Linked DNA regions of Homo sapiens: region 2 is linked to region 1. A link is a loop called in an ENCODE intact Hi-C map of the cell type or tissue named here. Cell type or tissue: mammary epithelial cell. All regions are shown on one strand. Each heading gives the region's core, and the rest is flanking DNA. Links, peaks and the distances in the headings are about the cores only.

Evidence for each region. Peaks named below come from ENCODE experiments on the same cell type or tissue, not always from the same donor. Only the 100,000 strongest peaks of a DNase experiment are listed, where the experiment ranks them.
Region 2: a loop joins it to region 1, with 12 times the contacts of the local background. A loop is called at or near these places in 2 of 110 quality-filtered maps.

Annotation. Positions count from the first base shown.
Region 1 is chr3:64,481,616-64,486,992 of GRCh38, forward strand. The region is part of intron 3 of LOC105377123 (a long non-coding RNA gene); the gene reads right to left. Among named protein-coding and RNA genes, the nearest start is that of PRICKLE2-DT, 39 kb to the left of the region's middle. In mammary epithelial cell, for the core only: a CTCF peak has its summit at 2,992 (motif pointing left); a DNase peak (open chromatin) is centred at 2,966.
Region 2 is chr3:63,991,237-63,996,613 of GRCh38, forward strand. ATXN7 (ataxin 7) reads left to right here. Exons shown (of 13, transcript NM_001377405.1): 12 at 4,269-5,247. Among named protein-coding and RNA genes, the nearest start is that of PSMD6-AS2, 10 kb to the right of the region's middle. In mammary epithelial cell, for the core only: a CTCF peak has its summit at 2,568 (motif pointing left); a DNase peak (open chromatin) is centred at 2,605; H3K27ac peaks cover 309 bases.

The sequences.
Region 1 (5,377 bases), core at 149-5,148:
CCATAAAAAATGATGAATTCATGTCCTTTTTAGGGACATGGATGAAACTGGAAACCATCATTCTCAGCAAACTATTGCAAGGACAAGAAACCAAACACCGCATGTTCTCGCTTATAGGTGGGAATTGAACAATGAGAACACATGGACACAGGAAGGGGAACATCACACACCAGGGACTGTTAGTGGGGTGGGGGCAGGTGGGAGGGATAGCATTAGGAGATATACCTAACGCTAAATGACGAGCTAATGGGTGCAGCACACCAACATGGCACATGTATACATACGTAACAAACCTGCACGTTATGCACATGTACCCTAAAACTTAAAGTATTATAATAATAAAATTTAAAAAAAAGAATCTAAGAGCCATAAAAGACAGAAGAACATGTCATTCTGGCAGAGGATTCTCTATGTTCCTAGAGGGCTTTGAGGTATAGTGAAGGGAAAAGTTAAAAATACAAAAAGCAAAAGCAGCTCCTTTCATGGGGCTGTTTGTTGTCAGAGCCATAGGTCTTGTTCAAGGAGCTGTGATCACCGCTACTTCATGTTGGTAGCTAGGGCACCCAGATAGAGTACAAGTCTTCAGAATGGTGAGGAGCAACGAATGGCTCTGCCCTGTACAGGTAAGAAAGGTTCTGCCTGGTATAGGTAAGAATGTCCGCCCTGTGGCCAGAACAGGATGCTCTGGAGGAGAGGGGCTTGGTCTTAACTGGGTCAGAGCCAGGTTAGGAAATGGACCAGCAGCCCAGGGGGCCAGTCCACAAGGACCACTACACATCACTGGGATACTTTGGAAATAAGATGTCTATTAACTCAGATTTTTCTTAAACCACAGGTGGAATGCAAATTGGTCCCAATATTGACTAGAAATTATCTTCAGATAGAAGCAAATGGCAGTGTCAGCCAATGCAGACCTACCTCTGGAGAAAATGTTTGCCACTAGCTTTTATAAACTGCAAGATTCAACTATGGAACATGCAAGAATTGCCAACTGACCATCACTTAAAAACAAAATCTGGATAGATAAAATTTTGGAAGTGAGAAATGCATGATATAGTGCTGCTTCCTGGGGGGCCAGTTGTTTTGTTATTTATACTTTGAACCTTTAAAATCTTTTGGCGCAGCATGCTGGCTCATGTCTGTAATCCCAGCACTTTGGGAGGCCAAGACAAGCAAGTAACTTGGTCCCAGAAGCTTGAGACCCACCTGGGCAACATGTGAAACCTTGTCTCTACAGAAAAAACACAAAAATAGTCTGGGTGTGGTGGTACATGCCTATAGTCCCAGCTACTTGGGAGGATGAGGTGGAGGATCATCTGAGCTCCAGAAAGTTGAGGCTGCAGTGAGCTGAGATCTCACCATTGCACTCCAGCCTCGGCAACAGAGTGAGACCCTGTCTCAAAAAACAAACACACAAAACAAAAGAGAGAGAGAGAGAGAGAGAATAAACTTTCTAAGCAGTTGTCTGATTTGTGAAATTGCAAAAAAAAATTTGAAGAGGGGGCACAGAAAAGGAGGAAGTGTTCTTTAGTCAGTGAATAGATGAAAGGAATTTGTATTGAACACACACGTTATTCACTTGAACACATTTGTTCTCTGTCCCCATCGAATACAGGCTGAAGAAATATTTAGAGAATTCTGGCTTGAAAGGGTAAAAAACTAACAACCTGCCCCAGTCAGTCCCCCATGGTTACTGAACTCTGGAAGATTTTGCTGGAGAAGTCTGAGAGTCCAGTTCTACAATTTTACACAATTTGTTAAATGTAAAACATTGCTTTGGCTTCACTTACTGATTTTCCTTTCTCTCCCATTTCTGACTAACTCAAATTTACTGGGTGCCTGCTATATGCCAGGATCCAAATGTTGAACATAACTTATTTTGTTTCATACCCAAGGGGCTGTAAAGGACACACAGACTGTGAGCGCAGACACATTTTAGACTTGCACTGTCCAATACGGTAGCCACTGGCCACATATGGTTATTGAAATTTACATTTATTGTAATTAAGTAAAATTTAAAATTCAATCTCTCAGTTGCACTAGCTATGTATTAAGCACTCAATAGCCACATGTGGTTATGACTATGCTGCTGGACAGCACAGTTATAGAGCATTTCTATCACTGCAGAGAGCACCATTGGATAGCACAGTTTTAGACCTTTCAGAGTTGTCTCTACCTCCTGTGAAATCATTTTAAGCAGAAAAGCTGCCATTCATTGAGCACTCCTCTGGGCCAAGCAAGCAAGATTCTGGGTCAGTTACATAAGATCATCTCACCACAGCTCACTGCCTCACGTCTCAACGCATTTTAATTTTTTTTTTTTTTTTTTTGTAGCGCCGTGGTCTCACTTTGTTGCCCAGGCTAGTATCGAACTCCGGGCTTCGAGCAGTCCTTCTGCCTCAGCCTCCCAAAGTGCTGGGATTACAAGAGTGAGCCATTGGGCCCAGCCTCACCCCATTTTAGAGATGAGGAAACCTGAGGATAGAGAGGCCAAGTAGCTTTCTTACCATCGCACAGCAAGTGAGCGGCAAAGCCCAGGGCGTTTGACTTTAAAGGCTTTGATAATTCTGATGGCCCCACCTTCCAAGGGCATTACCCCCAAGTGTGAGTGAGAGCACCACTGTGGACAAGAAAGAGCCGCTGGGGATCCTGGCCCTTTTGACAGGAAAAGTGGCCATGGGGTCAGACAGGCTAGAGGACCAAGGCTGGTTCTGCCAATGACCATGTCAGTGACATTGCCCAAGCCACTTAGATCTCTGAATATATGTACAGTGGTGGAGCTCACCTTGTAGAGCTATGAGGATTAAATGAGAATATACACATAAGCACTTGGCACAGTATCTGGCACACAGTAGCCATTTAGTACATGGCACACATGAGTATTACTTCCGGAGTGAATCCTTTTCTTCTGTTTAAGCAGCAAACAGCAAGAGTTGCCTTGCTCCCTGCAATACACATTTCTGAGTCTGGCATGCCACCTGCTGGTCACTCCTGGATATACCATCCAGTCCCCTGTTCTCCCCAGAAGGGCCAGTGCCCAGAGTGTTCCCAGGAGACTGGGCTGTAAAACAGGAACATCCTAGCTGAGTATTCAGATTTTTTTTTCGTAAAGTCCCTTTCACATTGTGGCTCCTCTGAGAACTTAGGATAAGCTTAGATCTTGCTAAGTTTGCTGAAATCTTCTTTGTTGCCAGGCAGATAGAGAAGATGGACTTCTTTGGGGCCCTGTGCTCAACGTTAGGCTATGTTGCCAGGGTCTTCTAGCTGCAGGCTATCTAAAAGCACAGGGTCTTTACTATTATGGCTGGCATTCCCTTCGATCTGATGCTGAATATAAGTCCCACCTCTCCACCCCATATCCTATCAATCTAAAAGTCCTGTTGGGTTTTTCTCTGTGAAATATATTTAAAATCTGTCTAAGCCCCTTCATATTCTCTGCCACCATCATCCCTCACCTGGACCACTGCATTAGCCTCCTGATCTTCTTGCATCTCCTCCCTTCCCCCTGTTGTCTATTCTTCACGCAGCAGCTAGAGCTGTGGTCCTACCTGCTGTAGCTATGGAATGCCTTGGGGAACATTCAAGACCTACCAACACCCAGGGGCCAAACCCTGACTAATTAAATCAGAATCTAGGGGTAGTGGGTAGAAGGTCTCTCAACATTCGTAGCTCATGAAAGCTCCTGGATGATTCTTTTTATTTTTATTTTTCGAGACAGAGTCTTGCTCTGTCACCCAGGCTGGAGTGTAGTGGTGCCATCTCGGCTCACTGCAACCTCAACCTCCCAGGTTCTAGCGATTCTCTGGCCTCAGCCTCCCAAGTAGCTGGGACTATGTGTGTGCCACCACACCCAGCTAATTTTTTGTATTTTTAGTAGAGATGGGGTTTCACCATGTTGCTCAGGCTGGTCTCAAACTCCTGACCTCAAGCGATCTACCTGCTTTGGCCTCCCAAAGTTAGATGATTCTTTTGTGCATCCAGGATTGAGAATCACTGAGCTTCCAGTTCAGACCAGCAGTAGCAGCATCTCCTGGAGGGCTTGTTAAAATACAGACCGCTGAGTTCCACTCCCAGAGCCTGTGATTCATCAGGCCAGAAGTGGACCTGCGAATTTCCATGCCTCACAAATTCCCAGGTGACCCTCCTGGGCTGAGGTTCACACTTTGAGAACTACTGTTGTAAAAATATAAGGTGGACCATGAAACTCCTGTTTAAATGACTTATTACACTTATATATGTATATTTTAAAAATTCACCTTCTGTACCATGGCCTGTCAGGCAGGGTGAGACCTATCAATCTAGAAGTCCTGTTGGGTTCCTAGCTCCTGGCCTCTCACACCCTCTGCTAACCACTCACTGGCCTCCTATCTGCCTCTTGACCACCGCAGGTGGTCACCTGAAGACCTTTGAAAGAGCCTTTCTCTGCTCAGATGGTGCCCCCTTTAGCTCTTCTGCTGTCTGATTGTCTCTCAGTCTTCAGGGCTCATAGAAATGTAACCGCCTCAGGGAGACCTTCCCTGAATGTCACATTCAACATATGTCTCACCTTCCCCTCAGCCCTTGTTCTCTATCTCAGCAAACTGTTTATTTCCTTTATCTATTACAATTTGCAATTATGTTATTTCTGTTCACTTAAAATACATTTACCTCTCTGCCAGAAGACAAACTTTAAGAGGGCAGAAACTTTGCCTTCTTGTTCACTCCCTGGGACATAGTAGGTACCCAATAAATGGTTACTGAATGAAGGGTTGAAGAGAAGCACGAATCAGGGAGTAAAGGTTAGAAGTAATAGTACTAATAGAAGTGGGAGCCCTGTCCTGCTTCTGTTATATCCCCCGAGGGCTTCCTGTGTGCTCATCTTTTAATATTACATCTTTAATTCACATAACCGGGCAAGGTAAGGTCATATTCTCTTCAATTTACACATGTGGAAATGGAGACCTAGAAAGGCCGGGACACTTGGCTGAGGTCACACACATCAAAATGGCAGAGCTGGCCATGAATTCAGGCTGCCTGTATCCACATTCATCCTAAGATATGGAAGGAAGGAAAAAAGAGGCAGCAAAAGGAGAACTGGAAAAGCTGTTCCCGCAGGGCATTTTTTTATTTTGCTCTAAACTCGTAGCCAAGGTAAAAATATTAAAACAGAGCTGAAATCAAAGAACCCTTGACCTACTTTCTAGGTCTGATTCTCCCAGAACCTCTTCAGAAGAGAGTGATCAGGCAATGATGGGTGTCTCAACTTTTAAGACTTTTAAAATTGCTGGCTCAGAGCCTTTGGAAGAATAGCACAGGCAGGAAATGGCAAGGCAGGATCTGAACCCAGCCCAACTTCCTGCACAGCCTGCCCAAGCTTTCGCACACAGCACAGAGAGTA
Region 2 (5,377 bases), core at 298-5,297, 490 kb before region 1:
ATATACTTAACATTCACAATTCTCTGTCAGGTGACCATGATTATACCCTCCCCCCACCCCTGGTTTTTTTTTTGTTTTGTTTTTTTAATAGATGACAAAACTGAGATACAGTGTCATGCAGCAAGTTAGTGGTAGGGCCAGGAATTGAACCTAGAGGTAACATGTTTTCAAGTAAAGAGCTGAAAATACAGAGGCCAGAGGGATTCAGGGAAAGCCTCTCTGAAGAAAGAGGCAGTCCTTGAACTGAGAAGGATGGATGAGAAACAGCAGTCACTGGGACAGTAGGGAGGAGTGGGTTCTGGGCAGAAGGAAGCAGCTGTGTCAAGGTCTTGAGTCAGAAAAGACAGTTTGTTGAAGAAATAGCAAGAAATTGAGCACAGTACAAGGATGAGGTCCAAGAAACCAGCAGGGGCCAGGTGACACTGAAATTGTTTCAGTGTTGAAGGTTTTAGGTAGAGGAGCCATGTGCTCCAGTTTGCAATTTAAGACACCTTGTGTGATATTATGTACCTAATGCTTCCCAAACAGGATTTTAAGTGGAAGAAGAGTTCCATGGCCAAAAAGGTTTAACTCAGCCTTTCCTGTAAAAAAAAAAAAAGGTTCTGTTTTTTACTGCAGAACTTGTCAGAGCCTTAATGGGCACTGTGCTTTGTAACTCTTGAAGCAGGGAATGTCACGTCATGTATAATGTGGAACATGTCCCAAGCTCTTTTCACCTCGGAACCTTTTTTAGGGGAACATCTTGGAGAACTAGTATTCGGTGGGAGTGACTTTGGTGAATAGTAAGCTTTGCTAAAGTGACTGTCCAGTAATCCCCAGGCCATCCCAGATCCTCTGTTTGGGCATTATTTACTAGTGCCTCCTTAAATGGACTCTGCCAGTACATTCATTTGACTCCCTGCCTTGGTTTCCTAATAAAGTCAGACGCTAGTCGGAGGCCTTGGATTGTCTGCAACCCAAAGAACCATCTCCATGATCATTAGCAGGACTTACATCCGTTTCCTTAGAACACCAGATTCAGAGCACTGTTACTCTGCTTTTCTTTTTCATATTTCTTTCTGGTTCTTGCTGGATAAGAGGTTCTTCTTTATGAAGGAACATTGTCCCTGGCTAGACACAGAATCAGGGGACTGGGTTTGGGGGTTCTGCAGGGGTTTTTCCACACCAGAACTCCCTAAGATACATGAAATCTCAACTTCATATTTCTTCAGACTACCCATTGGGAGTTGGAAAGCACACTGAGCTCATGAAACTATGGGTTTAATGTACTCCTAAGAGTTTAGAATGGATTTCTGAATGTTTTATCCACATTATGTTGGTATGTGGCTCATGACCAACAGTTTGGGCAAAGATAGTTTCAGTTCCTAGTGGCTTGTATAGTGAGACTTTCCTCTTGATGTGAACTTTTTAAAAAGTAAGATCATAAGGTCGACTCTGCTGTCTACTCTGTTCTGTCTGAAGGCTGCCTACTTGCTTCCGGGGAGAAGGAAACCAACCCTTTCCATTAGCATGACCATTGGTTTTTAAAAAGTCTACAGCAACAAGGGACGTGTTGCTCAGTAATGAGCTGACACATAGGCTTGGGGCAGAGGGGAACTTGGTGCATGTTGCCTCCCAACATAGGAGTGCTGGCGGCCTTTTCAGGCAGCCCCTGAGATTTTCTCTGGGGAGCTCAGCACTTCTCATCCAGAGAACTATTCTCACCTGGCATCTTTGAAGCCCTCAAGGAAACTTTCAAAGTGATCCAGGTCCCACCCTACCGGCTCAGCCCAAAATCCTTCCTTACAGGGTTATTGTGGTAAAATTGAAGGTAAGTGAGGTGGGAATTGAGTATGAAATGAGTAAACTTCAGTTTGTGGAGTCTCAGGCCAGTGGTGAAATTAGACCAGCACTTTCTCTGCAGCATGGCCATAACCTGAAAGGCCACTGCCCACCTTCTATGATTTCTGTGAACTACTTGTCCTCTGTTGATTTGGGACCAGTATCCCATATTCCCTAAGAAGGGGCTGGGATGGTTTTCAAAGATTTTTGTTGGTGTATTTTTTTTTTTTTTTTTTTTTTACTTTTTGAAATGGTAATACAATCACTGGGCTTAAAAAAGGAAAACCAAGGCTGAGGCAGGAGAATGGGGTGAACCCGGGAGGCAGAGCTTGCAGTGAGCCGAGATCGCGCCACTGCACTCCAGCCTGGGGGTGACAGAGCGAGACTCCGTCTCAAAAAAAAAAAAAGAAAAACGAGTATAAAGAGGCATACATTGAAAACCGAGTCCTCCTGTCTCCTACATGCTTGTTTTCCACCTAGCCCCCACAGACATTTTTATTATTTTTTATGTATCTCTACATAGTTTATTTATGCAAACACAAGTCAGTATGAGTACATATTGTTACTTTGCCTCTTTATACACAAAAGAGTAATTAACTACTTAAAAGAGCTTTTCTAAGAGGAACTTGTGATTGCCTCCCGGAGAGATCCACATCCTTCCCTGCTCTAGAAGGCTTTTCCTTTCCTCGAGATTTGGTTCCAGGCAGCCTGGTCTTTAGGCCCTGGCTTCCTGAGCCACCTGGTGGTCATGAGAAGCCACTGCTCCCAGTGAGCAGTAGGGCCTGGACTTCATTTAGAGCAGGGCTTCTGAATGCTCCAGAATCACCCAGGGGCCTTGTTGCCATGCAGCTTCTGATGCATCATTCTAGGGTGGGGCCCAGGAACTCAGTTTTCCTAACCAACCTCTCAGGTAATTAATGACACTGCCTGCCACCCTCCTCTATGAGTAGTGCGGGGAGAGAGAGCCTAGCCTCTCAATCTTGGCTCCACATTAGAATCCCCTGGAAAGATTTAGAAATGACTGATGTCTGTCCCCACTCCCCGCAGAGACGCTGGTGTAATCGTTATGGATGTGGCTTAAGCTCCACAGGTGACTGTAATGTGCAACAGCTGGAGTTGAGAAGCACTAACATCAGGCCAGAGCTGTACCCTTGAATGGGGTTTTGGGTTTTTTTGTTTGTTTTGTTTTGTTTTTGAAACAGGGCCTCACTCAGTCACCGAGGCTGGAGTGCAGTAGTGTGATTTCAGCTCACTGTGACCTCCACCTCCCCGGTTCAAGCGATTCTCCTGCCTCAGCCTTCTAAGTAGCTGGGATTACAGGTGCACACCACCATGCCCGGCTAATTTTTGTATTTTTAGTAGAGATGGGGTTTCACCATGTTGGCCAGGCTGGTCTCAAACTCCTGACCTCAAGTGATCCACCAGCCTCAGCCTCCCAAAGTGCTGGGATTACAGTTGTGAGCCACTGCGCCTGGCCGAATGGGATTTTTAAAGCATTTGCAAATACTTGCAGTCATTAATTCATTTTATTAATAACAGTAGTCTTTAAAAGCATCTGGAAATCACCTGGGCAGCAGTCTAGGCCAGCTCTCTCACTGGGGTAGTGGCCAGGTCAGCCAGGGCTACCCCTTAAGTCAGGATCAAGGCAATCCTGGCACTTGCCTTCCAGTCAGGCCTTTTTGTCTTCTGCCACCTCGGTTTAAATTCTGCCAAAGAAGTTTTTGAAATTTTGTTACTGTCACATTTAAGATTCAGAGCTAAAATAAAAGGAGACCCTCCCTGGTTTGAATTTAGATGGTTTCCGCATCCCCTAATAAATACCTTGCCCACACATTCTTAACAGAATCCATTGTTACAACACCATGCTGAATATCCCTTGATACTGTGGGGCTTTATTCCCTTGTTCAGGCCAATAGTTATGACCTAGCAGTTGCTGTTAATTAGCTGCACCCTTCCTTTTCTCTCATTCATTCCTGACTTCTCTCGACATTTATTCAGTGCCTTCTGTGTTTCCTGCACTGTGCTGAACACTAGGACCACAACGGTAATTAAGCTGGGGATGACTCTCTCTGCAGAGGATTTGGTGATTAGCAATCCGACACTTAAAGGATGAGCAGAAGCTGGGGTATTGGGTCATGGCATTTTCTCAGAATATAAGGAAGTACAGTGGCTGGAAGCAGGGAACGGGGGCGTTGGGGGTGGGAGGTGGAGCTAGAGGCTGGGGCAATAGCAGCGGGGAGTTGCACACATACAGTTCTGTAAGAACTGTACCAGGAAGGCATTAAAGAATTTGAAGGAGAGAGGTGACAGGATTGGCTTTGTAGTTCAGAGTGATTGCTTTGATGTGGATGGTTTCTCTTTGTCACAAGCAAAGAGGGTGGTGCCATCTGAAAGTCTCTGTGAATGGCTGTGGTCAGTGTCATTCACTGTCCTCTAATTTTTTTCAGGAAAATCCCACCAGTGCCCAGTACCACCTCACCCATCTCCACACGTATTCCTCACCGGACAAACTCTGTGCCGACATCACAATGTGGAGTCAGCTATCTGGCAGCAGCCACCGTCTCTACATCCCCAGTCCTGCTCTCATCTACCTGCATCTCCCCAAATAGCAAATCGGTACCAGCTCATGGAACCACACTAAATGCACAGCCTGCTGCTTCAGGGGCGATGGATCCTGTGTGCAGTATGCAATCCAGACAAGTGTCCTCTTCATCCTCATCCCCTTCCACGCCCTCTGGCCTTTCCTCGGTTCCTTCCTCCCCCATGTCCAGGAAACCTCAGAAATTGAAATCCAGCAAATCTTTGAGGCCCAAGGAGTCTTCTGGTAACAGCACTAACTGTCAAAATGCCAGTAGCAGTACCAGTGGCGGCTCAGGAAAGAAACGCAAAAACAGTTCCCCACTGTTGGTTCACTCTTCCTCCTCCTCTTCCTCCTCCTCCTCTTCTTCTCATTCCATGGAGTCTTTTAGGAAAAACTGTGTGGCTCACTCTGGGCCTCCCTACCCCTCAACGGTAACATCTTCCCATAGCATCGGCCTCAACTGTGTGACGAATAAAGCAAATGCGGTGAACGTCCGGCATGACCAGTCAGGGAGGGGCCCCCCCACCGGGAGCCCTGCTGAATCCATCAAGAGGATGAGTGTGATGGTGAACAGCAGTGATTCTACTCTTTCTCTTGGGCCATTCATTCACCAGTCCAATGAACTGCCTGTCAACTCCCACGGCAGTTTTTCCCACTCACACACTCCTCTAGACAAACTCATAGGAAAGAAAAGAAAGTGCTCACCCAGCTCGAGCAGCATCAACAACAGCAGCAGCAAACCCACAAAGGTTGCCAAAGTGCCAGCCGTGAACAATGTCCACATGAAACACACAGGCACCATCCCAGGGGCACAAGGACTGATGAACAGTTCCCTCCTTCATCAGGTAGGAAATGGACTGTGAGCCCCATGGGAATGCCCATTTCTTCTCCCTTAAGATCTTTTGTCAGCTCAGAAATGTGTTTGGTTGGGTTGGTTGGTTGGTTTGTAAACAGATATTCAGCTTCATGGTGTCT